Regions from separate parts of the Mus musculus genome. Here regions 1 and 3 are each linked to region 2. A link is a loop called in an ENCODE intact Hi-C map of the cell type or tissue named here. Cell type or tissue: left cerebral cortex. All regions are shown on one strand. Each heading gives the region's core, and the rest is flanking DNA. Links, peaks and the distances in the headings are about the cores only. Region 1 overlaps Capn13 (calpain 13). Region 2 holds the start of Galnt14 (polypeptide N-acetylgalactosaminyltransferase 14). Region 3 overlaps Capn13 (calpain 13).

Region 1 (10,029 bases), core at 2,099-6,098, 410 kb before region 2:
GATGGTCCGGCTGCTGCTGCCTCCCCCTCCCCTGATGGTCCCGCTGCCCCTTCCCCCTGCTGGTCCCGCTGCCACCCCCTGGTCCGGCTGTTGCTCCCTTTCTGGCTCCCCCCCACCCCCCGCCCCGCGCTGGTCCCGCTGCTGCTGTGCCCCACCCCCCGCAGGTCCCGCTGCTCCTCACCCCCCCCCCACGCTGGTCCCGTTGCTCCCCCCCCCCCGCACCCCCGCCCCCCCCGCCCCCCACCCCAGCTGCTGCTCATTCCTCCTGTTGCATTTGCTGGATTGCTGGCTTCCTGGATATTCTGCCGATGAAGATTGGATTTGTCTCTAGGAACCTGATGCCCCTAATCAGCAGGAGGTAGTCTAAAGAGCTCTATGTCCCCTTTCCTTTCTAACCTTCGTTCTCTCCGTCCTAGTGTTGGGGGTTGGAAGGGATTAGGGTGGAATAGGGGTTCCAGGCATAAGAAGCCAATAACATAGCTAAACCAAAAAGCCAACACTTGTCCCTCTATGTTATGGCTCCCCTGAAGAATCTCTGGATCCCTCTACAACAGTGATTCCCAACCAGTGGGTCACTACCCCTGTGAGTGACCCTTTCACAGGGTTGGTCACCTAAGACCAGGGAAAACATGATATTTACATCATGCTTCATAGTAGCAAAATTACAATTGTGAATTGGCATCAAAAATAATGTTATGACTGGTGGTCACCACGACCTAACTGTATTAAAGGGTCTCAGCTCTAGGAAGGCTGAGAACCTCTGCTCTACAGGATCTGGGCTAAGGGCATCTCCCAGGAAAGACAGGTGAGGCCAGAGAGGAAGACATGAGCAAAACTAAGATTTGTTGTCCAGGAAGCATCCACGCCTGCCCTGGCTTCATGTTGACCTCTTTGCAGAGACTGGAGATGGATCAGCGGTGAACAGACACTGAGGGCAAGACCATAGCCCTGCAGTCCTCCATGCAATCCAAATGTGGTCCAAAAGACTCACATTCATAGCTCCCACAACAGTGCAGGTTCGAGAGGCAAGGGAGGGAAGAGCACACCAGCTCCAGGGTGGGCAGGAGATGATGGAGGTGTCTATGCTTGCAGCTCTGCGCAGCGTGCCTTTTCTATTTTCTTTTCTTCCAGTGCACTGCCATGTCATTTTTAAAAACCATATGTAGGTTGTTGCAAGAGAAATAAGTCTTAGATGTCGCCTGGCTCATACTTGGGGCCCTGGAAATGTATTGACAGAATGAAGAAATCCTTTCCAGGGATTCTCAGTATACTGAGGCAACAGAGATGATGACAAAGCCCATACATATATTTAAACATGAAGTCAGAACTGATATTTAAGTCTCCAGACACCAGCCCTTTCTCTTGATGCTTTGCTGAGCAGTACCCAGAAGGAACTGTAACAGGGACGCAGGGATCCAGGGATGAAGGGAAGGCCTCTTTCAGGCAGTCACCGTCTCTGCTCCTTGGTTCTTATACCCATTCCCACCCCAGAGGCTTCCTGTGGGAGGTGATATGACGGAGCTGGCCATCTCCCCTTGCTGTGGAAGCATTTGTGCTCATGAGAGGACGATAACCCATCATTCCGCTACTGTGGGTCCCACAGTGTCACCAAGATCAGATGAGGCCTTTTGACAACATCATCTTATGTCGTTCTCATATTAACCTTAAGATGTCCACTAGATGTACACTTTAAAAGACTACCTTTTCCCTAGGAGGTTTTAGGGTCACAACAAAATTAAGCAGAGAGTGTAGACTTCCTTTTGTTTTTACCTGCTCCCAGCCTGCCTGAACTTCAATATCTCCTACCAGGATGGCCCTTTTGATGCAACAGATGCGCCAACATTGGCACCTCATTATCCCCCAAAGTCCACAGATTCTGTTGCAGGTTACCCTGGGCATTAAAGTCACGACACAAGAGATTGTATCTTTTAGCATCTACTTACAGAGGCGAACAGCTGGGGACCAGAAGTTAAGATGAAGGTCACACGGGAGGAGGTGGCTGGGATTCTAGCCTGGATCTTCAGGATTTTATACCCAGCCTTGTGGCTTCTTGAGGAGGGTCCACCATGACGGGTACGGGCCAGCTGCTGAGTGGAGCTTCCACCTGTGGGGTTTGCAGATAAACCTACATTGGCTTTCTTTTGTAGTAAGTGGTTTCCTGTTAACTCACACTCATGGGCTTTCTCACAGAGAGTGTGAGTTGCCTGCTGAATGGAGTGACCAGATAGGTTGGGGCTGGAGACATTCCTATAGTGACTGACTCAGATATCAGACATCAGAACATTAACATGCGTCGATTACCATGAAATCAGATATCTGCACCACAGGAAGGTGTATCCAGACCTTCTCCTAGGCTATTTCTCCCTCATCTCTAGGTACCCCAAAGACTCAGGGTATAAGGTAAACATCCGTTCTTGCTCCTTTAGGGCATTTCTGGCTTATTCTGGTCAAGCTCCGCCTCCCTGTATGTTGTCCAGCCATTCCAGTCCACAATGGCTCAGCCTGTGTAGACTGGACTGTGGGCAGCCAGCCTAGACTTTCCCCATAAGTGTTTGTGTAGACCAGTGGAAAGAGTGTAGCTCTGAAGCAACCATCTATGTTTTACCCTCTTAGCTCATGGCTTTGGGCACAGCCCTGTTTCCTGAGCTGATAATTGTGGTTTAAGGCCAGGAAGGGGGCTTAGGAACCAGAGACCATAACATAATTCCCATTGCACCACAGCTGTGTTCAGCAGCTGGCATCCCTCATCCCCAAGTGAGATGCTCAACTCTGAAGAACCTCCCATCTTTAAAGTATGCCAGATGGGGCTGCCAGACAGAGGCCGGGGGGGGGGGGGTCTCAAAGCCCAGTTCTCTCGTCCAGCAGCCTGACAAACAGCAACCAGTTTGCGTTTGTTAGAGGCATTACTACAACTCATGAAGCAGGACTTCAGCCACTATTAGATTTCCTCTGCCGACACCAGGCGTCACTTTTGGTTTTCCTGTGAGGTGCCTGACATCTTCCCCTCCTGCAATCACTAGGCAATGCTTCACTGCCACTTCTAAGCTAGGGACAATGATCTTCCCCCGGGGAACAGCAGTGACTTCAGAGGGTGTCCAGGCTTCCACCAGCACTCCAGGTCTATCACAAGACTGTCTGGAGCAGGCCCAGGATAGCCTTCACAAAGTCCCCCAGTGAGTCTGTTTTCAGTGCCGTTGCCCCCATAGGATAACTGCCTCATGGTCTGTCTTTCCAGAGAGAGATAGAGATAGAGATAGAGATAGAGATAGAGATAGAGATAGAGATAGAGATAGAGATAGAGATAGAGATAGAGATAGAGATAGGGATAGAGAGAGAGAGAGAGAGAGATAGAGAGAGAGAGCCTGAGCTGGAAGGACCGGAAGGGATGAAATAAAACTCACTCATCAGTTGTTCAAGAATTTTTAAAAAGTTACTGCCCCAAATACTTTATAGGCAGAGGTACTGCTGGCTGGGTGTGGAAATACACTCCAGATCCACACATATATCAGTTTAAATACCAGCTCAGCAATTACTAATTGCATGCTCATCTCAAGTTACTTCTCTTAGCTTTTAGTGTTATTTTCCCAGTGTTAGAATGGATGGTAATCTTTACTTCAAAGACTTATAATTCACTAGAGACATACAAAACACAGAGCCAAGCATTGCCTCTCAACTCAAAATCTTCAGTGCCCGCCGACTTTGAAATTCTTGGCTTGTGTCTCCTTTCCCCACTGGTGTAATGTTCATCATCACCACTAGATGGAGATAGCGAGGCATCTCAAGGCTTAGTGTCGTAGCCAACAGCACAAGGGAGTTCCAGGTCCCATCTCCAGTGAGTGTCTCCAGTACCCAGCAGGAAGCCTCCTGGGCCCCAACGTCAATCCTTTAAAGAAAATAACTGCCTTTTATTCTTGGTAATTGCATGTGCATGTGAGTTAGCTTTCCCTATTTAAGTTGTGGGTGTGACATAGCAGGTGTTTTGAAATGGCAGTACTCCAGCTCTCACCTTTAGAAGGTTGGTGCTAAACATGATTTCATAAGAGAAAGTGGCCACGCACCATCAGAGGCTATGGCGACTCTAGAATTTGTATCCTCAGTCTGAGCCAATTACCACTTCCTTCCGGGTGGGGGGCGGGGTGTCGGACGGGTTACTCCTGTACAGACCTCTGCTGCCGTCTAGGGAAAACCTTATCCCACGAGTGTCTACTGTTTTCCCTCTGCAGACAATGGCATTTGGGGGTGAACTGAAGTCTTTGCATGCAGTATCTGAGTCAGTGGCCTGATCTGTTACACAGCCATACGGGGATGGGGGCGGACAGAAATGACATAGGTGAAATCCAGGATTCCTTTATTGGGCTTTGGGCTACTCCTATCTGGTAAGAACTCCGTATTAGACTTGGGGAACAAGTGAAGGCTTCAAGGGCCATGTCAAACTAATTGAAGAAACTAATTAGGGCCAGACTGAGGCATAACTTTAAGGGACCCACTTCAGCCTCCAATGCTCACATTGTGAGTTACTGCTCTTGGTTAACCACAGCCCGGAGCAGACTTCTGGCAGGCTCTTTGCCTGCAGGGCCCGCTGTGGGGCTGGACAGTTATTGGTAGGTTCGCCACTAGGTGTCACTGTCTCACCAGCATCTGTCCAGGGATGATGGCTAACTCCAGGTAGGTGGAAGAGGTTGTTCATTTTCATGCCGATAAACATCCAAGGTAGAGAGAGACGCATCTGCTCCCATGCTGTGTGGAGAGAGCGCGGTCCCGCATACTGCCCCGGACAGTGTGAGTCGCTAGGGCTGTTAGTGAACCAGTGGGTCTTTTTCATGGTGATTAAATGCTGCCTTCCGTGCTAGTTGCTGCTTAGACTCTTAGGAACTTGTTCCCCAACCCTGATGTATAGAATAGACCTTAGAGGTCCTTGTATCAGTCTTACTTTTCGGAGAAGGGGCCCAGACAGAGAAAGCCTTCCCCCTAGGACATCGCCCAATAGAGGCAGAGCAGACCTGAGCCTTAGGCTGGGTGGTTCTGGGTTAAGGCTGTCTAAGCCACCATGTTCCTTGTTTTCCACTGTGCTCCATCAACTCTGCTCTTACCATTCACAGAGCAATCAGTGTATGCTCTGATCTTTGTTGCTGCCCTGAGCTGGAAACATATATAGACATAAGATACCATGGCATGTGATAGACCCAAACAGTGTGTGTCTCAGGGGCAGCATAGGTCGGGAGCAGGCGATTTTCCTCTCTTTGGTCAAGAGCTCTTTTCCAAGACTCTTTCTGGGGGCATAAAAGGGACAGTGGATTCAAAGATTATGGGGACAGGTCCACAAATAATCTATTATCAAGTGGAAGTGGTATATACATTCATGATCAGGCCCAAGAGGGTCCTGCGGGTGCAAGCAAGTTACACCAAGTTGTCTGAATGTGTGTATTTTCTCCTCCTGCTTCAGTGCCTTCTGCTCTAAAGCATGAGCCTATAGTTTTGTGGGAAGATGATGGTTCTGTGTGTCATACAGGAGCCACCCAGAAGTGGACAGCTGCAGCATTCTAGCCCCCTCTTTGGGACAACCGTGAGATGGCAGTGAAGGAAACGTTAGGAAGGACACAGGGTTGTATATTTGGCTGTGGCAACTCGGATGATACCCAGGTTACGGTCCTCATAAAGACCACTGGACACTTGCTGGCCCAGGAACCTTAGAAGGTAGAAGAGTTGAAGCAGCAACTATGACCACCAGGGGGCAGTATTTCACCACATTCTGCTTAATCCAGGACCATTCTCCCAACACTGAAGAAAGTTATGTCTTCTTAGGGAATTGCAATAATGTTCTGGGTGCAGAAAATGGATAGGTATATCAGCCTGGACTGAAATCTACTTCCCAAAGGCAGTATTGTTTCTCTTGTCGCACCTTATAACCCAGCAGCTATGGAGTCAACACAGCCGCAAAACCAAAGAAGCATCCATGTGTTCGCCAACTTTGCACGCAGGCAGTTCTTCGGTGGCCCAGAGTTACTCGGAGTTGTTCTCTGAGGACATTTTGTGGTTTCAGATCGAAGGATACAGAGTTCTAGGTATGTCCCATATGCAGCATGTGGGAGAACAACCAATGTATCCAAACCCATTTGCAGATGATGATGGCATGCCCCAGCGTCAAAAGGATGGGCACCGCTGCCTGTGGCTAGAGACTCCAGCCTGTGCACGTCCGAGAACCAGCCTTCTTTTCCTCCTCTGCCTTCTATCAGGCTGCAAAATAGAGCCCCATTACCCATTCAGCATTCGTCGTCTTCAGATGTGGCCAGACTCACACTGCCGCAGCCGCATGCCACTGCCGCAGTGATTATTGACCGCTCTGCTGGGATATCAAGCACTTTGGGCTTGGCTGGGGGACCATTAATCAACAACCTTGTCAGAGTGATGGATTCTGTTAGGATTATTGCTTAATTAGCTTGTTTAGGGCAAGAAAATCAACCAGGACATTAGTTCTCTAGCCAGAAGGAAGAGGGAAAATGAGCAGAACTGGTGGGAAGGGGCCTTGGAGCTCCCGGGGAGGGAGCCAGGGTCTCGAGGGCGTGGAGGGAGGGGCCTCTGATAGAGCAAGCCTTATGCTTGAAGTCGACAGACCTTTTTACTCCTTTTGGCTGTCGTGGCTGGGCAGAGAGATGCCCCGATTCAGTGGAGTTGAAGAACAGTGATACGTGATGCGTCAGTCAAGGAGCATGTCCATTCCCCAGGGAGCTTTAAAAAAATTCAAATTCCCAAGTTTAGGTTCGAATTCGCCCGTTCAGAATCTCTGAAGATTTTTATTGTTGTCGGTGTTGTTCTGTTTTGTTTTCTAAGACAAGTTATTCCAGGTGAGTTTTTATTCACAACAGGATGTGGGAGCCTCGGCTTCGGAGGTTGTGAGAGTTAACTCCGGTGACCACCTTTCTTTCTACCAGATATGCATTTCCTGTGGGGCGTGGGCGAGCTTTATCTCCAACATCCCTACCAGCTTCTATGCATGCTGGTCGTCTTCCCCCACACTCCTCTTTGGTCTCTATTTCGTCCTCTCTCTCCTGGCTTTTCTTATATTGCTCCTTGCCTACCTTTTTTTTTTTTTTTTTCTGAAGTCCCCTTCCCAGGTCTTTCCATCCCCCATCTTTCCTTTCTTCTCTCCATCTTCTTTTTCCACCCGTGCAGATGACTATCTCTTGGCACCAGGCTCATTTTACACCCCCTCTCTATTCTTTCCTATCTGGCAGGGGCTGGAAGTCTGAAAATGGCTTTTCCGAGAGAGAATTACAGATACAATTGCAGCTCACCATCGATATGTGCTTGTGTGGAGCTTAGAAGGCACAAGAGGAGGTCTTGTGGGGGAAACTGAGTCCCAGAAAGCATCCGTAAACGCATATGCAGTGGTTGGGGGTGGACTCCTCCGGCTTTGCTCCTCCCCAAAATAGGAATGAAGACCTGCTTGTTTCTCAGTTTTTCCAGGTTCACGGGATGTGTGTAGTATTCACAGAAGGCAACCACAGAGGTGGAGGGAGGATCCTGGTCTGAATTGCTGTGGACAGCAGTCTAGTAAATGAAAAAGAAGTCTGGCCAGCCCCAGGGCTGCTCTCTGTTGACCCTATGACCAACCCAGGCCAACCCAGAAGGGGATCAGGGTCACATGTGGCTGAGGCAGCCAAGGGAGCAGGTGTGCTAGAGTTTCTACGTAGATATTCAGAGGATCACCTCTGAGCTCTTCAGAACGGCTGGTTCAGGTCTTCTGGAGCTGCTCTTGTAACAGAGCACGGGCGGCCCCGATATTTTTGCATGCAGAAGATCGTATGTAACGGAACAATCCAGCCCATTAGCTATTTTATTCTAAATTTCATGACGGTGGATGGGAAATGACCAAGAGCAACGCCCTGTAATATGGCTATGTTTGCTGTCTGTGTAGTGAATGTGGTCACTTCCAAATGGTGACCTTGTTCTTGCATGACCAATCCTGCCAGTGCTGTCCATTTTCTAGTGAGGGTTTCTCACAAAATCACGGTCGGAAGATTTTCATCTTCCTGTCCTTTCCACACACAGACATTTGCGGTTTGAATCCCTCAAGCTCTTGTAGCTTGTAGAATGAATAGCTGTTCTCCAGCAGGTGGCGCTGTTTAGGAGGCTGTGGAACCTTTAGGAGCTGGGGACCCAGTTCATAAGGAGTCTAGGTCTCTAGAAGTGGGATTTGAAGGCTCTATAGCCTGGTGCCTGGTTCTGGTCCTACTGTTTCAGCATCCTAGCCCACTACAATGTGAGGAGCCCGTACCGTATGCTCCCTGGGCACTGCCAGCCCTTTGCCGCCACAGCGGACTAAAATCGCATCATGCAGTAAGTCGGAATAAACCTTTCTTCTCTGAAGTTTTTGTATGGGGGAATTCCATCACACAGATGAGGAAACCAGCCAGTACAATCCCTTCCTGGGAAATGCTTCCAGTGTTGAGCTCTTAGGCTGCACAACCTCCATAGCAGGGTCTGGCCTGGTGAGCTTTTGAAATGACCATGATTCTAAACGATCATTTTGAGATACCCAAGGACCACGTGGTGAACGAGGAGAAGGAGGAAGAGGAGGGGAGGGAGAGGGAGAGGGAGAGTGAGAGGGAGAGGGAGAGGGAGAGGGGGAGGGGGAGGGGGAGGGGAGGGGAGGGGGAGGGGGAGGGGGAGGAGGAGGAGGAGCAGGTGCCTACTTTTTGGCATAGCATTCCCATCCCCAGTTGTACTTTTAAAACCAGATCCAAGGGTCTTTCACACCAAGAATTTTTCGTAGAAATAAATTTTATTTGGCCATTTAGCTGTGAAACAACTCTGCTGCAGCTACAAAAGAATGTGGTTATTTGGCAAATGGCACTGAGTAGACCATTCCTGGGTCAGCAACACCACCTGGGGGGTGCATAAACTGGATCAGACTGGTTTTCCCAAGAAATGGATCCAGGGAGAGTGTGGGAAGGGGATGGAATGTCAGCAGGAGTGAACGTTTCCTGTTTTGTTTTCCTGCAAGTGCCTGCTGATATCAGCACGTGCTCTGATGACCTAGGGTTGATCGGAGCCTGCCTCAGCCAGGACCTCAGTCTAGGCTCTTCGAAGGCATCTTTGACTCCATTTCAAATACCAGGTTTAGCTGCAGACCGTAGGGGTTGGCACAGCTCCATGGGGACAGCCGTTTCCTCGAGTGACCACTGGGAACATGTCCTAGAGAAAGACACAGAATCTCATAGCAAAGGGCCCAGGGAGAGCAAAGTTTGTTCCTGTCTTCAAGTGAGCATGGAGGCCCAACCCCATTCCTACTATGTGGAACAGATAATAGGCCTGGGAATTTCCCACTGTGAGCGTGACTGGTCCCCTCAGAAGGTACCCCCCTCCCAGTAGATGGGAATGGCTTTATCCTCAAGATCCACAAAAGACACTACCCCATTTGCGCCACTCTGCCTGCAGCTGGAATTCAAACCACAGCTCACCCAAAATAATAGCCCTGTGTGTGCCTGCAGCAGTCAAAAGTGTCATGGAGTCAGCCCCTGTTTTGTCCTCCTGTGGACAAACCAGATGGACCCCTCTGCCCTCTGCCCTCTGCATGCTTCAGTCTGCTGTTGTCTCAAGTGTGTGTGGCTCAGATTAAGTGACAACCTTGCATAGACATCTCTCCTGCAAATATAACATGTCCTTGCCCATGGGTGTTAGGGTCCCTGGCTTTCCTTCCCAGTTGCTCTCCCCTTCTTTCAAGTCCTAAATATTTTACTTTCAGGATTGTTTTCTACCCGTTGTATTGATTTTCTAGTAAGAATTCAATCTTATACATATAATTTGAAAACTCAATCATTGCTACAAGCCATGAAGGAAAAGGGGCAGATTGCTACATCCTTCCTGTCCCCAGATTTCCTCAGAATTGCTCTGGAAGCTTCAGCCCACATTTCTAAACTGCAAACTTAGGCAGCAGCTCCCTCACTTGCCAATTTTAAAAGCCCATCGATTTCTGTGATGGACGACAGGGCTGGGTGTTCCTTGCCCACTTTTATATCTCTATCGTCT
Region 2 (10,029 bases), core at 3,445-7,444:
AGAGAGAGAGAGAGAGAGAGAGAGATTGTACGTATTTATGTGGGTGTGTGCATGTGAGTATGTGCATGCATGTGGAGGTCAAAAAGTAGCTACCAGGTGTCTTCCTCAATCCCACTTCACCTTAGCTTTGGAGATGGGCTCCATTGCTGAAGCCTGAGCTCAGGAGTTTGGCTAGACTGCCCCCTCCCCCCACAGGGAGAGCTCCAGGACTTGCGTGTGTCTCCCTCCTCACATCTAGGATCACATACGCACATGGCCACAACTGCCTTCTTTTCCCTTTTCTTTCGTAAAAGCTGAGGAGTTAAACCCAGATCCACTTGCTTGTGCAGCAGGCACGTCTTCACCACGAGAGCCATCTCTCCAATCCCAACCTTGTTCTTGGAGACAAAATCTTTCACTAGCCTAGGACTCGCCGATCTGGTAAGAAATCCCATCCCTACCTCATTAGAGCTGAGATCACAAAAGCACCTATGATGGAGCCTGAAGGAAAGAGGGTAGCCCAGGTGGCGCTGCTAGGCAGCAAAATTTCTCACACCACAGTCACCATCTCCTCTATGTCCCCAGCAGCTCCCTAGCAACTCATTAGGTCCCTATCCTCATGCTTGAGCAGCGAGTAGGCCAGCCCTTTACTGAGTTATCAACCCAACTCCTAGAACCATCCCCTCATGAAACTAAGAAGAAAAAAAAAAAATCCAATACTTTACTTAACCAGGACTGCAGCCAATCTTGTCCTTGTCCTCATCACTCAGATGGTGACACACTGAGCAGAGGGTTACATCAGGCCTGCTGTGAGGACTAGGGGGATGGGGACAATCCATAGCACACTGAGGAAAGGAGAACAAGGACCTGAGAGCCTATGACAAGACAGAGTCTAATAGCTGTGCAGTCCCCAGCACAGGAGCCCTGTCCCAGAGCTACACCATTCTCAATTTCTCTGAAGATGCATAGGAAGGAAAACCACTGTTCTTGCTTTAGAAATAAGCTGCCCATCAGCACCATGCTGATATTGGGACTTTAAAAATACCCCAGGGGCTGGAGAGATGGCTCAATGGTTAAGAGCACTGACTGCTTTTCCAGAGGTCCTGAGTTCAATTCCCACCAACCACCTGGTGGCTTACAACCATCTGTAGTGGAATACAATGCCCTCTTCTATTGTGTCTGAAGATAGCAACAGTGAGCTTACATACATAAAATAAATAAATAGAACTTAAAAAAAAAGCCCACAAATACAAAGTGAAGGTCTCTGAAACAAAGTCTCTTAATGAGCACTTCCTCCTGTCTCCTGATCCCCATTCTCTGCAGAGGGTAAGGCAAAGAACCTGAAATCTCTCTTTCCGAGGGCGAGCCACAGAATACCAGGATTCCTTGACCCAAAGCAAGCCATACAGCTTCAAAAGATTAATCTAACACACGCTGTATGTTAAAGATGGCCATAAAGAAACTCTCTGACCTACCTTGTCTGATAGGAGAGCTAAGCCCTTCATTCCGTAAAGGGTCCTGTCTACACCCAGGAGGAAAGAATGCTTCTCAGATAGGTTAAAAGAATCTAAATCAGGAGTTCTCAACCTGTGGGTGTCAAGGCCAAAATGACCCTTTTATAGGGACCAAATACCAGATATCCTGCATAGCATATATTTACATTATGATTCATAGCAGTAGCAAAATTACTATGTCACTATGTTATTAGTTATGAAGTAGCAATGAAAATAATTTTATGGTTCGGGGGTCACCACAACAGGAGAAACTATTAAAGGGTCACAATGTTAGGAAGGGTGAGAACCACTGATGTAAACAGACAAGCCTTGCTGCTGCCTACCCACTTTTCCAGCGTTGGGTTGTACCCTTTTCCTCAGGGGTATGTCCTCTACAGCAATCCATTCTTCACCGTACAGGCTGGATGGAAGGCAAGGACCACATCCAATACCGTTCGCTGACACTTTCACGTACCACATGGCACATGTGTGCTTGCACTCATACAGCCAAACATGCTTGCACACACACACACACACACACACGCACACTTGGAACTCTCCACAGGTGGTTCTCTACCCCATCTACCCGAAGGCTGTTTTACAGTCACATGACTCATTTGTGGAAGTAGTAACTCTAGGACCTTCTCCCAAATCCACAGAATCATAACTTCTGTAATAAACCCAAAAATCTCTGTGCCAAGCAAGCTCTCCAGGTGACTGTAACCTGCACTCCAGTTGGAGGGAACTACTGTGTTCCTTAAGAATACTTGTGTTCTGTGTCACACAAAGTTTCTGCTCATACAAATCCCAGGAAATAAAACTGTTCCACTTTCATCTTTCCTGAGATACACATTGTGATGTCAACTTGACACAAACTAAACTCATTTGAGAGGTAGGAACCTTAATTGAGACACTGCCTCTATAAGGTTGCTATCTGGGCTGTAGACAAGGCTGTAGGGCATTTTTGTAATTAGTGGTTGATGGGTGTGATGGTTTAATTATGCTTGGATCAGGGAAGGACCCTATTTGGAGGTGTGGCATTATTGGAGGAAGTGCCTTACTGTGGGCATAGGCTTTAAGACCCTTGCCCTAGCTGCCTGGAAGCCAGTCTTCTCCTAGCGGTCTTCAGATGAAGATGGAGAACTATCAGTTCCTCTTGCACCATGCCTACCTGGACACTGCCACGCTCTCACCTTGATGATGATGGACTGAACCTCTGAACCTGCAAACCGTCCCCAATTAAATGTCATTGTGTTTGTTCACAGCAGTAAAACCCAAACTAAGACAATGAGGAGGGGTCCAATCCATTGTGGGTGGGTGCTATTCCTGGGTTCTATACGAAAGCAGGCTAAGCAAGCTATGGAGAGCAAGCCAGTAAGCAGCACCCCTTCGTGGTCTCTGCATCAGTTTCTGCCTCCAAGTTCCTGCCCTGTTTGAGTTCCTGTCCTGATTTCCTGTGGTGACGAACATTGATACGAAAGTGTACAATAAATAGACCTTCCTCTCCCCAACTTGTTTTTTGTCATGGTATTTTATCACAGCTATAGTAACCCTCAGACACACACACACACACACACACACACACACACACACACACACACAGATCCAGGGGGAATGCTCATCTATAAATATATTTTAAAATTTACGCAAGACACATAGGTAGACACATATTAGTGAAAAATAGGATCTAGAAAAATAGTAACCAAAAATAGGGGAAGGGTACACCTAGTAGTAAAATGTGTTAAGATTTCCAGACCTATAGAATAATTGAGGCTTTGGAGAACTATACAAAATACGGCGTGAGTGAAATGTTGAGACAGGAACACGGTTTTAGACAGATTCCTGATATGGGACTATCGTCTGCTTGTGATCCTACATCAGCAAGGAACTCCCCAAAGTTTGTGTCACACACTCCAAACTGACAGGACAGACCCCTCAGAGCAGCACTCAAGCCTAGCACTGTGCCTGGTACCTGGCTGCCAGCAGTCACTCTGTGTTGAGCACAGACCGGGATAAAGAGCAGGAGAGGAGTAAAGACAAAGTCTGCCCCAAAGGAAAAAGAGCCCTTGCCCCAGATCCCTGGGGCAAAACGAAGAATAAGTCAGCTTGAGGTAATGAGATTCAGCACAAAACAGAGAAAGTTCATGTCCCTGCAGGCATCATTAACTGCATCACACAGAGCAGAACCGCCTAGGGAAAAGTAAGAAAAACACCTACAGATTCGTGGTCAGGGTCTGCAACATTAAGGAAATAGATCCTGGACTATAAAGGCTGCCTGATGGACATACCAATCGATCGCATCACTACCCTGCTTAACCACCCACAGCTTCCATGGTCCTTCCTGACTAGACCCACACACACACTGTCCCTGTCTCATTCCTCTGACCGCCACAGGCTTCATGCTGTCTTGTTCCTTCAAAGCTGGCTTATTCTCTATTTGGAATGTGCTCTGCCTACGGGCCACTGATCCATCCTTCTCAACTCACCTATTGTACCTCCTCCAGCAGTGGCCGGGCTCCCATGACACCCAGTGCAGTGACCCCACTTGACTATCAATCCTGCGTGTCCTGGACCACTGATGAGCAGACCACCCTCCACCAAGGAGAAAATCCTGCATCTCTGCATCCAATGGCACCGAGCCTAGCTCCATGGGTGCTAAACTAAATGCTTATTTCGATCAACTAATATTGGCAAGATTCCAAAACTTTGGTTTAAAATGTACTTTGGTTAAAAGAAGAGTCTATTGGGATCCAAGTGGGAAAATTCTGTGGAGGTCTGAGTTCAAACCCAGAACGATCTAAGACGAGTTAATTAAAGACTCTTGGCCTGTTTCCCCATCTATGAAATAAGAACAATATTAAACAACTCCTTATGAAGAAAACACCAACTATGCACTTAGCACACAGTAGGCCCTCCCTACTGTACTTATCGGTGAGATCCACTCCTACTTAACACAGAGATGTTCATGTCTTCCTCTTTCCGACTACAGGCTCCTCCAAGGTCTTTTCCCACTCCTAGAGATTGCCCTGGGCTCATAAAGGTTGCTTAGCTGCCAGCAAATCCCCAGAAGCCTCGCTCTGTTTCCCCTGGTCAAGGCTGTGGAAAAGAAAGACAGGGGCTCTGAATCTCAAGAGAGAGCCAGTAGGGGGAACCTTCCACTCCTCTGGGCTGCACCGACTGGACAAGAGTTGGGAAAGCCACTTGGATTCCCATTTCCACAACTCCCTGCCAGTAGGAAGGTTTCTGTTCTTATGGGCTCCTCCGTGCTGTCCTGAGCGCATTCAACTTCCAACGCAGCAAATGAACTGGGGAACAGTTCACAGAGCCGGTGGCACCAGGCCAGGCCAGGTGGGTAGGGAAGGCTGGGAGGCCTCCAGGGGGGTCGCTAGTGCTGTTCACGTGCGCACAGCACCCGGGTCATCGTCTCCTCCTCTGGGGCCTGGCAGCAAAGGGAAGGAGTCCGCAAATCCACCAGACTTCTCATGGGTGCCAGCATCGCTCACCCAGCAACCTCCAGTGACCCTCCAGCGGCACCCACCGACCGCCAGTCCCAAAGTAGCTAGTCCGCAGCGCCCCCTTGGCCACCGGACTGCTAGTTAAGTTGGGAGCCCGGCTCTGTCTGCGAGCGCGCGCCCACCACCCACGCCCACTGCCACTTACACACGCCAAAGATATGGAGACGCCCCAAGCTTCTTAAATTCCACAAGCACCTCCCCATGGCCGCATCCCGCGCCTGTTCCCCATCGCAGCACCTCGACACCCCTGCATTTGAACCCTCAATCCCAGTGCGTGGACCACGCACCCTTCCACCTGCCAGTGCCCGGTGCCCTGTGCCCTGTGCGCCACGAAACGGCATACCTTGGGGGTCTGCACTTCGGGTCCCAGCGGCACCTCCAACTTCCTCTTGGTGACCCAGAAGAACAGCAGTACGGTGATCCAGAGCACCCCAAAGATGGGCAGCGCCAAGCGGCGAGTCAGCCGCCGCATGGTCCCCTCTGCCTGCTTCTCTTGGTGGCGACGCGTCCCTGGGGCACCCCCCGGCGGTCAGGGGTGGCGGGGCACGAGTCTGCCGAGCGCCTCGCTCTAGGAGAAACGCTGCTCCTGGGATCCCGATGTTGGATGGCGGGATCCTGCCCCGCCCGCTTCGGAGAGAAGCCACAGCCGGGAACGGAGCGGCGAGGGGCGCCGGAGACTAGAGACGCGGCCGGGCAGGGACGAGGGGCAGCTCAGCCCGGCGCCCGCTCCAAACGGAGAGCCGCGGCGGCCGCTGCGATGCTGCTGTGCGCCGCGGCTGCCTTTGCCCGCTGCTGCCGCGAGGGAAACTGACTCGAGCAGCCGGGAAGGTGGAATCCGAGGCTGTGCCCGGCACCCCCGGAGGAGCACGAGGAGGAGGGAGCGCGGAGGGAGGGCGGGCCCGACAGACAGACTGACTCCGAGGGAGAGCGGGGCGGGAGCGAACCGGGCTCTGAGCGGGGGCGCTACCGCCTCCCGCCGACCGTGGAGCACCCTGCGGTTGAGGGACCTTGGATGCAGCTCTGGGACCATCCTGGGCTAGGGTTGTGCTGGGAGGGGTTGGGCGGGGACCGGTTATAGGATACTGACTTGTATCAAGCAAGCTGATACTTAAGGACTAGCCCGCGCCAGGTGAGGCACTACCGGGGAGGAGTTTCTGTTTGCTGCGGGGCTCTGCACATGGTGCTCACAGGAGGGTTCGCTAGCCGGGAGCCATCACTGGGATAGTAGGGTTGGTTGACCCAGATGTTGTCTCAAGTTCAGACTTGACCATTTCAGGGCCAAGGTCGAGTTCAGCCATCTCCCCAGGGTATTCTTTGCCTTTGAGCAGGTAGGTGCCTGGCAACTTTCTCTTAATGGAAAACTGAGCTGGTCTAAATTTAACTCGAAAGATGTCCTTTTAAAAATTAAGGCAAAAGTAAATCCCTGAGGATTTTTTTTTTCTCCTTGTAAAAATAAGCCCTTTTTCTGGGGCTTGCCAGAAAAAAAGGGTCTAATGTTAGCACAACCACCGGAAGTTTTGTGAAAGGTGGCCCTGGGGTGTGTGGGAGTAGCTCCCCAAATCCCTTTCCCAGTTGCCTTTAAGGAATACATCTTCCAGCTACAGACTAAAGTCACTTGGATTTAGAGACAGGAACAGTTCTGACTCCAGTTTCCATACAGGCCTCAGGTGGGCTGGATGAATTTCTAACCATATCTCTAGAATAGGGAGGTGTGGTTTCTAGCCTAGCCTACCCAACCAACAGGGCAAATCACAGCGTCAGCCTCTCCCTTCCTTAAGTCTTAAGACTGTGCCTCATCTTCAGATGTGAATGCTGCGTTACCTCAGAGTTCAGAGAGAAAAGGTGGAAGTTTTTGCGAAGTCTGCAGAGCCCTGGCCACTGGAGTCCTTGTTTTAGTTACAGGGATGCTCCAAGTTTCTCCAAGTGAGAATGACACCGAGTGGCCCAGCGGCATGCTCCCTGCTGTCTTCACTCACAGACTGGAGCTTAGTATAGGGGTAGCACCCACACTCGACTGCAGGTGAGAAAGGTACCAGTCAGTTCTCCAGAATTCCTCCTCCAGTGCCATGGAGCCCTCCAGACACTTGCTCAGAAACAGAGGTGTCCCCCACCCCCCAACAGCTCCGGTGTTTGATACCTTGTCTTTCGGCCATAAGGCAAAGGCTCTGGAGCGGAGATGTAGGTAAGAAATTTGAGGTTGGAAATCAATCAGCCAGAAAAGGCTTGTCAGCCCCCAGAGCCCTGCTGGCATCTCACACTTGTCTCTATTGGACCCGTAGCCTCTGAAAGGTTGGGTCCACTCTCTCCAGATGTTGTTTAAGCAGGCAAAGGCCTCGGTGAATAACTGTCCAAGGAGCATTGGCGAGTGGCAAGAGCACCTACTCCCGCAGCTTTCTGAGCTCTCTGGATCTCTTCCAAGAGCCTCACCCTAGAGTCCCAGTCCTGGGCCTGCAAAGTGTTCTGTGTCAGCTCTGCCGAGAACCTCCCGAGCAAGCTGTAGACTCGCTGATGAGCGCCAGGCAGGAGCTGCAGCAGCGGAGTCCATTGCTCAGCGCTTTGTGGGGCTGTTTCTGAGTAACAGATGGCAGACAGTTACACAACACCACCGCCAAGCTCCTGAGATGGTGCAGCCTCACACGCCTGCTTCACTCAGACTGGCATACGGGGAAACCAAGGCCCTGGGGTGAAACAGCTCCGCGGGAGAGTACGTAACACTGGGAAGAACAAAGATATTCTTCTAAAGCTCTTGCTCTTGAATCACTATTTTGTCCTCCTCTCACATGGGGAAGAGTCCCTGGGCCTTGAAAGATTTCTAAAGGCTCCGATTTTGCTAAGTGCAATTAACCGACCCAACTATAGAATATGTTGGTCTAGGCTTTTAGGCCAGTAAGTGCCATTACAAATGGGAGGACACTACAGGTGAGTCTTCTAAGTTTTGGAAGCCAGAAAAAAAATCTCCAGGCAGGTCCCAGCATGGTAGGTCTCACTCCAGTGTATCTTAGAGTTCTCCAAGCTTGGGCAGATAGTCAAAGTTCTTTTAATAACGGAGTTAGGGGCATGGCAATGACTCAGTCTGTACAGTGGTTGCTTTGCAAGCACAAGGTTCTGAGTCTAATTCCTAGACTCACTTAAAGAAAGAAACTGAATTCTTGTACACCCACCGCTGAGGAGGCAGAGACGGGTAAGTCAATACAAGTTCACTGGCCAGCTATCCTAGTCTGCTTGAGAAATTCCAGGCCAGTGAAAGACTGTGTCTCAAAAACACAAGATGGATGATACTGAAGAAAAGCACCCAAGGTTATCCTATGGTCTTCACATGCCTGTGCACATACACTCACACAAGAAAACACACACATACACACACATCAGCCTAAACAGCACAGAGCCCTGGTGACCCCACAGGGTAGATGAGCTATATCATTGGTGACTAACCCAAACTACTTCTTTCTCATCACAACCAAGATAGGGAGAAAAATCTCTGAGCAATTTTGTAAGAAAACAAAACAAAATAAAAATCTGCTCTGAATTAGGAGTCTCATTCCACCTAAATAGAGCCTACCTCCTGGTCACAATTCTTCAGCCCGTTCGTATCTCTGAGGTCCAATTTGCCCCTGTGTAGTGTGACATTCTTACAGAGAACCCCCCCAACCCCCAACCCTGGGCTGAAGCATTTAAGGGTCTAGCCTTTCTTTATCCCCAAATTTGGACTCTCTGTGGCCACTACTGTCGTTGTGAAGTTCTGTATAAGCCGTTCTCTCCTCACAGGCGAAGACATTAGAGAGCAAATTGGGTAGTGGAGCAGATGTGAGTCATTCCTGTTAGTATAAAAACTACGGAATAAAACCCATTATGGCCCCCAGAAAGCTGTGTGAAGCAGCATATGGAGCAAATGTAAGCTGGAAACAGGAGGAAGCTGTGAAGTCCGATGCATATGCTCTCTGGCAGCAATTGCTGTGGGTTTTCACACTTTGCCTGCATTTCCCTTCGCTGTCCGCCTGTCACCAGTCCTTCGGCTCACTGCAGAAGCAGCAGCCTTTGTTCCCTTTGGATCAGACTCCTCAAGTCCCTCCTCCCTCCCCACCGTGAGTGAGTTCAGGGGTGTGTGCGTGTGTGTTCTTGCACACGAGTGGCTATAGGCGTATCTTGCCATCTTCGTACCTACCTGACCTGCCGCCACCTGTGAGGTGCCCCTGATGTCAGCCTCACCAATTTTGACCTACTGGAGCTAGGCCTCTTCTGGGCCAGGGGGAAAGGTGAATAGGGGGCCAGGCAGATGGCAGCTCAGTAAGATGAGAGGCTTGCATGCTGCTCCAGCGCTGGCAGGGTTCCCCAGCAGAAAAAAGAAAAGAAAGGAAAAAGAAAAGGTGATAGGGAGAATTCAAAGATGTCTGTCTTAATTCCACAGCCCTCCAGGCACAGTCTTTGAACTAACCCCTGCAGTGGACCCTATTCAAGTGTTAGCTGTAAATAATACATCAGCCCCCTCTGCCTCTGAGTTCTTGTTTCTTCTTGCTATCATAAAGCCTGTCAAAATCGCATGCCCTGGGTCTCCTACCAGGGCTCTGTCTGCAGTGAGCAATGGCATCATCTAGGTTGAGTGGTGCAGGAGAATGGGTTATTAGCAAGCCCATGCCCACCCTTTCTGCCACATTGGTGCATCTTTGTCAAAGAAATAGAGCCAGTGGCTTTCCCTCTCATCTTTGATGAGTACACGTGTGGCTCTATCTAAGGGTAAGGCGTCTAACGGTCACCTCTCTGGATCTTTACCAATTAAACATTTTTACTTCGTGCTCCTGATACCTCAGCCCCTCCCTTCATCTTTTTTATTTTCCTATGCACTACTGTGTAATTTGCTTCCCTGAAAGGGATTTAGATTTTTGCATTTCAAAAGCCTGCGTTTTCATTATTTTGAAATGCCCCCAAACTTTCTTTGTTCCTTATCCAAATGCCAAGTGTGAAATTTACTACTGCTACAATGAGATTGGTCTTAGCTAGTTGTAGAAACTGGTTTGATCATCAGTGGTGGCATCCCCTCCCCCATG
Region 3 (10,029 bases), core at 3,787-7,786, 320 kb before region 2:
TGAGGGAAACAAAAATATTTTCTAAATGAATCTCATCTTTCAAAATAACAGAGGAGGGAAAGTGCCACTTCTTAGAATTGGGAACAAAACACCCATGGAAGGAGTTACAGAGGCAAAGTTTGGAGCTGAGACAAAAGGATAGACCATCTAGAGACTGCCATATCCAGGGATCCATCCCATAATCAGCCTCCAAACGCTGACACCATTGCATACACTAGCAAGATTGTGCTGATAGGACCCTGATATAGCTGTCTCTAGTGAGACTACGCCGGGGCCTAGCAAACACATAAGTGGATGCTCACAGTCAGCTATTGGATGGATCACAGGGCCCCCAATGGAGGAGGTAGAGAAAATACCCAAGGAGCTAAAGGGATCTGCAACCCTATAGGTGGAACAACATTATGAACTAACCAGTACCCGGGAGCTCTTGACTCTAGCTGCATATGTATCAGAAGATGGCCTAGTCGGCCATCACTAGAAAGAGATGCCCATTGGACTTGCAAACTTTATATGCCCCAGTACAGGGGAATGCCAGGGCAAAAAGTGGGAGTGGGTGGGTAGGGGAGTGCGGGGGAGGTTATGGGGGACTTTTGGGATAGCATTGGAAATGTAAATGAGGAAAATACCTAATTAAAAAAAAAACAGAATTTCTTTAAATAGACTTTTTCACCTCCTTAGGTGGTAAAGACAAAAGACGAGAGCCATGACTGAGGACCTACTGCAAAGGGCCAATGGGACCAACCACACAAGACTTATTAATGCACCCAGCTCTCTTGAACTAGCATTGAAACCCTACCTAGTTTCCCTTGTCCCTTTTCTTCTCTAGAGATATGACTATCCCAGCTAAGTCAAGAGCTTTTCCCTTCAGAGCTTGGTATTTTGAGTTCTTTTTCCCATGTGTGTAACTAAAATTATTATTTGCATAGTTTTGGACAAGACAGATACTCCATGCTTTCCAGGGCGTCACCAGAAATCACCATCTGTACAACCCAGTCTGGTGCTACTCAATATGCCTAGTTCCGTACTCAGCACATAAGCAGTGCCTGAGAACTGTTCTTGCTAGCCTTTGTACTAGTTTCTTGTTTTGGGCTGGGCTTGCAGCTCTGGAGGCATGGGAAGGAAGCATCGGGCACCCCAAAGCATTTGCCCTATAGCTCCTTTACACTTATAAGAGTCCCAAGGAGACCATGGGAAACTTCAGTCCACTGCAATGTTCCCTACCGAGCTTCATGCTTCAGAACTGAGATAGTTCTAGAAGCCAGCAGGGCTCACCTTGCTGCAAGGTAGCGTTAATAGCCATTTTCCGAGGTGCGGAGGTCAGGGCAATTCAAATGGCACCTTGCATGACCCACCCTGAAGTCACAGGTTTCTGTGATGTCTGAAGTCCTTTTATGGATGACCAAGCCTTTTATAAAACTAAGAATGTGATTATAAGAGAGAGAGACAGAGCAATTATTTAAATTCATCCTGTAGTATAAATGACTGACATGATATATTCCTTTTGAGTAAATTCTGGTGGGTAAGAAGAAAGGAACATAAAGACACTGACACCTGAAGAGAATAAAGGGCGACAGACTGATAGATAGGTTCAATTAAGGAGGCGGAGAGACCCTAGAGACCAACCAGCACAGCCTCCATAACCATGACATGCCATTTTCCCAGTCATAGGATTGAGATGTTTTAATCTAGCTGCAGTCAGTATCAGAACTGCGTTAGAAGCCATGGTTCAGGCTCTGCCTCTGAGCACAGAGCTCTCCCATTTCTTGGACTGGATGTTAAGACTGCAGCAGAGAAATTAGATGAATCTTATCTTTTCTTTCCTGCTGGGTATGAGGCTGGACCACTGTCTTTTCTCAAGGAGATGCCATGGTGGACAGCCTCCAGATTTGCAGAGCTTTCTGTGCCCCTAGATGGGGCTCACTCACCTTTGAAGTTGGTCGTTTCCACTCCAGTTTCGAAAGGTGCTTCCCCCTGAGTAGCTTCTCGCCTATGGAAGATGCCGCAGCAGGGAATGTATCATCTATAAACAGCTGACCCCTGCTCAGGCAATGATCCCGTAAGGTCCTGAAGTCCTGATTCTTGAACTTGACCACGGAGGTCTCTGCATCATGTGCCATGACTAGCTCTAGAAAGATGTCTGAAGTCCTTTCTTTCTGTTGAGAGAAAGGAAAATGATGAGTGCCAGAACATTGCGATGCCTCCCACTTCTATCAGATCTGAGACTAAGATCTCTGCTATTCCTGACATATAGAGCCCCTGGGTGGGCAAGCCTCAAGTAAAAGTTAATATCCGTATTTCTTGTTCGTGTTCAGCTTGGTGAACTGAATTAGCTTCTCCGTGTGTTCTCATGTGCACCAGAGACTCTGAGGGTATTTGTCCATTTAATGAACATTTATTGAGCACTGACCTTGTGCCATGCACTCTTCTGAATGTCGGCAATCCAAAGATAAATACATCATGATCTTTATCCCGAGGGGCTCATTACCAACTGAGGAAGATGAATTAGACATTTCAACAACCAGCCATCATTCAACAGACACTGCTCAATTAAAACTGTGTACAAAGCCCGTGGCTGTAAGGAGGAGGGGGTATAACTCTCCTGACAGTCTGGGAGGACATTCCCATAGGTGGTGACATTTGAATCAGGCCTTGAAGGGAGAATTTACCAGCAGCAGAAATGTTGGGTAATTTTTTAAGTGGTTGTAGCTGCCCGAGGTAGCAAGTGCACACGGGCCCCAGAAACTGGCTTGTGAAGTCATAGGGTGTAGGAGAGTAGGAAGTAATTTGGAAGGTTTAGTGGGGTTTAGTTGGGGCTGGAATAGTTAAGTAGTGGGGGAAATAGCTAGAAAAGTAGATTGGCAAAAGTCAAAATATGGGTTTTTTTTCATTTGTTTTCTTTGTTTGAGGTTTTGACAATCACCTGCAAGAATGTACATGCATGTGTGTGTGTGTGTGTTGGCATATATGCTGTATTCTGATAGCATCTGTAGATAAAGTAGGTGGCCAGATGAAGGTGAGAATTCATGCAGACTGGAGGAGGTTGGAGGCCACTGCATCTGTCCTTGGGAGAGATAGTGTTGGAGCATTAGTGGAGAAGACAGTAGAGGGTTGACAAAGCCCAGGGCTGTTTTACAGGCAGAACCTAGACAATTAGATGATGAATTGGACAAGGAGGAGAGGGGATGTGGTGTCATGAATGGCCACATGGGTTTTGCCAGCTACATCCTGGATGTACAATATTGAACTAGCATCGGTGTCTAGGAACCAATCTATTAGATTGCCAACTAAATGGATTGATTGTACCAAACTTATAGGGTTTGTAATGGTATTACATAAGATTTGGCCCAACCAAGAAGTTGGTATACAGTAGGGGTTCATTAAATGCTATCTAACTTTCTTGAAACATTGTCAATAAAGGTTTAGGGTTCTTGTCCAGCAAACTATGCAGGTATAACTGATGCAACCCCACCACACAGACCTCACACCCTCTATCTGTGAAGCTGGCCTCCAATTCAGTCACAAATTCACCTTATTAGTGGGATATGACTAGCTCTTGCAAGTCTTAAAGTTTTGCTGTTGAAGCTTTTTTGACCAAGGTCTACTCAGGTTGGCACACAAGATCCTGATGTCCACAGTTCCTATTCACTACTGTTTCACAGTGAAGAAATCCAGTGAAAGAGAATGAGAGAACATAGAGACCTAACTTATAAGGGAACTGACAGCCACGACTTGTGAATCCTAGAAAAACATATGCAAACTTAAAATAACTTTGCAATTATCTTGCAGTTACTTGGTAGTGGTATGTGGCAAATTACCGAGATAGCACAAATTCTCAGGCAGAATCTCACCAGTTAAGTGTCATTGTTCCAGCACATTCGGAGGGAAATTGTACTTATAATTTTCTCCCACGTAAGATAGGAATAATTTACATTGGCATTATTAGACTGAGCTCTGTAAAACTAGCATTGTTACAGATTGAAAATAGTTAAATCTAGTCAGAGCCATATAGTTTAACCTGAGGTTAAAATAATGGTTAAATATAGGCAATTTGAGCTTTTTTTCAGTAGCATGATATATGTGTTTCTTCAATTTAGTTATTGGGGAAGAAAAAAAAACAGACCAAAATATTCTGTATGCCTCCGCATCTGCAATGAGGTTATACAGAGAGCCCGCAACAAATTAAATAACACTGCCAGAGCTGAGGTAAGAGCAAGCTATCATTCAAGAGCAGAAAAACAGTGATAGAAATTGCTTGTCAATTCAGGAGAATGGCAGTGACACCCAATAATGAAGAGGTAGGGAATTGTGGGTTTGCCAACTGTGTGCGTGCTCAGAGACCAGGGAACCAACACAGCACTACCCAGCCTCCTGCCTCTCCATCAAACACTGAATTGGAGTGTGTGAGAGAGTCTAGCAGTGACCTAATTTTAGCTTATAAAAACCACACTGTAGTTACCCTTAATAACACAATTATGGGATTGTTAATAAGGAGCCCATAATTGCATGTAAAAATTAAAGTTTAAAGGATATAGTTCCATTTCTCTGTCCGAATCATTCGCAGATCTTCTAAGTGGGCGATGAGCCCTTGGCTCACTCTAGAGAGCCCCCAAGCCCACTATTAGGTAGTGGGTTGGCCAGACTTTAGGCATGCCCATTTAAAAGTCACTGTCCTGATTTGTAAAATGGAGACCACTTTTTTCTACATGCATAACAGGGTCATTCTGGGACTCAGAAGAAACTGTGCTCATAGAATATGTAACACCATTAGTGGTAAACAGAAAGCAGTCGATGGGTAGCGTTATTACTACAATGGCCATTATCATTTGAGCATGAATGGGTTATGTAGCGGCCTGACATCTTCTAAGACAAGGGACTTGCTTGTTCTCAAGGGCAGGCTCGGGTCTCAGGGGTCTGACAAATGCAGGTTGGAGGGTGTTCACACCTCTCCTATTTGTTCTGCACTCTTTGCTCCCTCGCTGGGGCTGTCTAGTGTCACAGTGGCAGGTGGACATCTGCTGCTGGAGGACATAGGACACTCTGGGAAAGGATCTGGCTTTTAAATCCCGTTTATTTAAAACAATATTTTTATTATTTCTTTGAGAGTTTCAAAGACTCTATTTTGATCATATCTCCCTCCTGTCTTCTCCCAGATTCACCTCTATCTCCTACTCATTCAATTCTGTATGCTCATTTTCTGTCCTTTGTGCTGAGTCCAGTGTGTGCTGCCCACACCCACTTGGGTAGGGCCATCACCTGCTGCATGATTGACTGACCAGAGGCTACACCCTTTGTGAAAACTGACTCTCCCTTTCCCGGCAGTGTCAGTTGTCAATGCACTGCAGTCAGGGTAAGACTTTATGTCCGTCTCTAGGGGAGAATCTTGGTGGGTAACAGAAAGGACAGAGAAGGAGGTTCATTCAGCTAACACATAGGCACCCTTGTATACACACATGCGTGTGCGCACACACACATGCTTCACACTTAGAGCATCTCCTCCTTTCCAAATTGTTCGTCTGTAGAGCTTGACGACGTGTCTACTATTATGTCCAGAAAGAACCTTTGAAATTTCTCCTTTGTCACTTTGGGGTTTCTTTTCTTTCTTCTCTCCCCCAATTGCCCCACACTGTAAAGAGGAAGCAAAACAAGAGAAGACTCAACTCCACTGTTCTGAGAAACAGAAAAAAGTGCAAGGACTGAAAACCTTGCCTGATGCTCAGGGACAAGTTTGGCTGGCTGTTGAGACTCTCTTGGGAGCAAGAAAAATGGCACAAGAGAGGAAGATCAATGGTGGCATGAGTAGAAACTGAGAAATTGTGTAAGCCAATGAGTCAGGCTTCAGGAAGGTGTATGTGGGGGTGGGCACGAAGCCTTCCCTTCTGCTGACCTTAACAGCTATGAATCAGGCTAGAGGCCAACCTTCTCTACACTCCTCTGCTGAGGGGGAGACTGTTTTAGTCATCTTGGGCTGTATCACAAAACGTCACACACTGGGCCCACCAGCAACAGATTTTATTGTCTTGATTCCATCTGGAGGCTAGAAGAGAGGACCAGTTCTGTGTTCTCAATTCCTTGCTATACAAGGCCATGGTCTTTCATAACTAACTTCTTCCTTATGATTTCATCTCCAGACACAAGAGTACTAGGGGCTAGGTTACCTTCATATCAGTCTGGATAGGGGTGGTAGGGAACTTAGATCAGTTGGCAGCAGTAGTTGGCTAACTCCAGTTTGATCCAACAGCTCTCTCGGCACTGATTACATAATCTAAGAAGTTTGCAGGTCTGAAGTTATTGAGGGATATTAATTAGGACCTTGGGGTATAAGGGATGAATGTCAGTGGGCATAAAAAGGATTGGCCAAGCCGCATCTAACAGTACTGAGGATGCAAACATTTGAATGGATGGAAAGATGGTAAGGTTTCTTTAATGGGAGATATACTTGTTATAACACCTAACAACATAGCTAAGTCTCAAACTCATCATGTTGAGTGAAGGAAAGCAGCGCAAGAGAGCACATTGCATGCATGCATTTAACTAATGTGATTGTGGCAGAAAATGTTTGGAGGTCACACATCAATGGAGAGGTAACCGTGAATGCATTACAGCTCTTGAGGGTGACACTGATGCTCGCCTTGAGTGTGGTGAGGACATCACATGTGTCAATTCCATCAATGTTTGTACTTTAAATACGAACAGCTATGTGTAGGTTGTACCTAAAGTACTTAAAATTAGACTCTGTACACAGCGTATATGATCTCCATCCACTTCCTTTCTTAATCCCATAAGTTAAGAAATAATTGTACTTCATTTCCCTCCCCGCCTCACCTTAACCTACAATGTATACCGCACTCTCTCCATTGACAATGGAAGTTCTTCTCTTTGCTTTAACGCAACGTTATGCTATAAATATGCTTAGCTTATCTTGTCCTAAGTGTCTCCCGGTTAGATCGCTCAGAGTGGAAGTTTTGGGTGTAGAATATGCACACATGCAGTCTAATTCAGCTATGTTATTTTCCAGCCTCCAGTGCTATACCTTCAGTGATTCTGAGTATTGACAAGCCCCTCATTAGTATCCGTCTCGTGTGAGCATATAGCAACTCCATGTGGTCTTAATTTGTTTCCCTGATTAGTGGTAAGATTGAACATTTTTCAATATATTTCTTCTCCATTTGTACTCTGTCCCCTGAGAAATGAATATTCATATCCTATGCACATTTATCCACTGGCTTGTCCTTCTCATTGATTCCTAGGACTTCCTTATCTTCTCAGCATATGCATCTTTGATTGGGTATATATGGCATAAGTATCCTCAGCCAGGTTGTGGCTTTATCTTCTTTCAGTGTCATTTGAAGAACACATCCATCTTCTAATTTACACAAACATATTAAAATATCAATTTGATTTTTATAAACTGAGCCAAATGTTAACAGTTGTGGGTATTTAATATAAAGAAATGGTGTGAGTTTTCTTTCTTTTTTAAAAGTTGATTTGTAATTAACACTATCATTTTTCTGATTTAAGGATCTTTATAGCTCTCTGGCATCTTTAACAAATCTAACACATGAAAGAAGAAACCTGAAATACACTCAAGGGACATTTTGAGCATTTAGTAAATAATGATGAAAGAAGAGGGCATCTGTGTGTGCACATGTGTGTGTGTATATTGTGGTATGTGTGTATTTATGTGTGTGAATGTTGTGTGTGTGGTATGCGTGTGTATGTAAGTACATGTATGTATATGTGTGAGAGAGTGGTATGTTTGTGTGTGTGTGTGTGTGTGTGTGTGAGTGTATATATGTGTTTGTATGTGCATGTGTGTGTATGGTGTGCATATGTGCAGGTGTGTGCATTCCTGTCTTTTAATGACAACTGGGATTTTGATAATAATCTCATCTTATTCTGCACATGTAAGGCAGCGGCAGCCTAGCTTGTTCAGGCTGTGCATACTGCCATATGGGTGCACTATGCAATATCGCACAGTGAGACAGAGGCACCACAGTAAACAGAATTCACAGCTCACAGTCTGACCCAGAGATGCAGATAAGCAAGGCTGGACTACCTAGGAATCCCTATACTGTAATTTTTTTTTTTACCTCAGCTGCCAAAAACCAGTGTTGAGATTTAAAGGAAGAGCCTTTGTAACTTTTTCATCATGTTTAATAATGGATATCAAGAAGAACATCCACCCAAGTGCTGACAGAATCGAAGCTCTAAATGACCTCAGGCCTAAGAGGATGAAGTGTGACCCAGGTGCTCAGAAAGCTGTTTTCGTATACGAAGGCTAACGGTACACGTGCAAAGTGAGCAGGCTCTCTCTTCCCTAGATTGCACTTTGAGAAGCTTGTATATCTGACTTCTTGGTTAAATGGATCAAAACTAATGTGTTGCTCTAGATGGAATGGCTCTGGTCTGGTATAGTAAGGTGCTCTTGGCCCCCTAGGGTGTTGGATGTGTGGATTTATCACTGGAGGCTATATTTCACATGGCCCATTGCTACTCTCTCTGTTGTGTCCAAAAAAAAAAAGAGTGGAATTTGTCTAGAAAGGCAAGTACTTCACCTGCAGGCAGACTTTTTGACCTGGAGCAGGGGGAGACTTTATTGAACTTGTACAGACAAGTCATACAGGCTGGAGTCAGGCCAGCCAAGCAGGCAAGAAGCTAGAGACCGTGATTAGCATCTTAATGGGTTTCCTAGGAGAAAGGGCATGGAAATGTCAAGTTCCCAAGCCTGGCATCCCGGTTGGTTCCCAAATCTAGAACACGCCTGTTCTGGGAAAGCAGAAGGTTGACCATCTCTGGACCCTGAGCAGCTACTGGGTTCTTGACTGCCTGCTGTGGGACAGCCATTGTTGGATTACTCTATCACTATCACATAAGCCAGTCTAATGAGCTTGATTTTAATATATATTCATTCCTTTGGTTTTTGTCACCCTAGAGAATGCTGACTAATACACAATCACACCCAACACAGGAATCGCTAGTCACACGCGGCCCTTGAACTCTTGCTTTCGGGCAAGTGACTGACTTTTAATTTGATTCCATTTCATTTCATTTACATTTAGATTGCATTTAACTGTGCCCATCTATGTGCAACTAGTGGCTGCCTTATTGGACAGCACCAAGGAAAAGACTGCTAATGACGTGAAATGTCACAGAACAAGGAAGAACATGACAGAACTTCCAAGGGACTCATCAGGCAGAGGAGGACGACTGAGGAAGGATGCAGACGAATCTTTGCCACCCACAGTTCTCTCTCAACTTTGCCCTGCTGGGCTCTCTCCATTCAATTACGTTCCTCCAGCATCCAATTTTCCACCGCTAACCCACTCAGTCATTTTCTGCCAATGACAGGCTCAGGAAAGCTGTTCCCTCAGGCTTCCCAGTGACAGGTGCCTGGGCTGTTCTAGAGCTGCCTACAGGAAGTACTTGCAATATTCTAGCCACAAAGGGTGAGTTCTTTACATTTTTTTCCAAGTCAGCCAGGAACAGGAAGCCATGTTCAATTGTTGCTTGCCCAAGAGTGATGTGCATAGCCCTCTCCTGGTTGGTGTTTTTCAGAACAATGGAAATAAATCTGATGTAATGTTGCAGAACACGACAAAGGACGGCTTTCCCCTTAACAAATACTCATTTGAAATGGTGCCCAAACCCTGCACAAGGAGCGATCTATTTCCCACAACAGTGTTACAGCAAAACCCATTACTAATTCCACAACTCAAATTAAAACTAACAGAGCTTGAAGGCTGGGGCTGACACTCTCTCTGCTGACAAGGAACAAGGAAGGGTGGGGGGAAGGAGCCCGCTCACTCTCATGTGTGTGTGTTTAATTACACTGTTTAACACACGGAGAATAATTTAGTCACCAGGGTGGAGAAAATAAGGCACTTAACTACTCTCTGGCGGAAAAACACCCAGAGCAAACCACTTCCAGCTATCTGCCACCTTGACATACCTTAGAGCTGTAGTGAGAGAAAAAGAAGGAGGGAGGCAAGGAGGAAGAGAGAGAGGCCAGTCAGACAGAGCCAAGGAGAG

Evidence for each region. Hi-C counts contacts between places; a loop is a spot of excess contacts. Peaks named below come from ENCODE experiments on the same cell type or tissue, not always from the same donor. Only the 100,000 strongest peaks of a DNase experiment are listed, where the experiment ranks them.
Region 1: it touches region 2 in a loop (8-fold over the local background); 7 of 42 quality-filtered maps call a loop at or near these places.
Region 3: it touches region 2 in a loop (3.0-fold over the local background); 4 of 42 quality-filtered maps call a loop at or near these places.

The regions. Positions count from the first base shown.
Region 1 is chr17:73,297,693-73,307,721 of GRCm38, forward strand. It overlaps Capn13 (calpain 13), which reads right to left. Exons shown (of 23, transcript NM_001033444.2): 23 at 8,772-9,195. Among named protein-coding and RNA genes, the nearest start is that of E330032C10Rik, 52 kb to the left of the region's middle. In left cerebral cortex, for the core only: CTCF peaks have their summits at 3,747 (motif pointing right), 4,591 (motif pointing right) and 5,720 (motif pointing right); DNase peaks (open chromatin) are centred at 3,763, 4,606 and 5,739.
Region 2 is chr17:73,704,601-73,714,629 of GRCm38, forward strand. It overlaps Galnt14 (polypeptide N-acetylgalactosaminyltransferase 14), which reads right to left and starts at 5,851. Exons shown (of 15, transcript NM_027864.2): 1 at 5,331-5,851. The coding sequence starts at 5,459. It overlaps Gm52320 (a long non-coding RNA gene), which reads right to left and starts at 3,046. Exons shown (of 2, transcript XR_003952420.1): 1 at 1-3,046. In left cerebral cortex, for the core only: a CTCF peak has its summit at 5,512; DNase peaks (open chromatin) are centred at 4,711, 5,129, 5,542, 5,810 and 1 more place; H3K4me3 peaks cover 2,775 bases; H3K27ac peaks cover 2,006 bases.
Region 3 is chr17:73,380,898-73,390,926 of GRCm38, forward strand. Capn13 (calpain 13) reads right to left here. Exons shown (of 23, transcript NM_001033444.2): 2 at 1,926-2,153. The coding sequence starts at 2,117. Among named protein-coding and RNA genes, the nearest start is that of Capn13, 13 kb to the right of the region's middle. In left cerebral cortex, for the core only: no CTCF peak of the experiment used is centred there; a DNase peak (open chromatin) is centred at 5,923.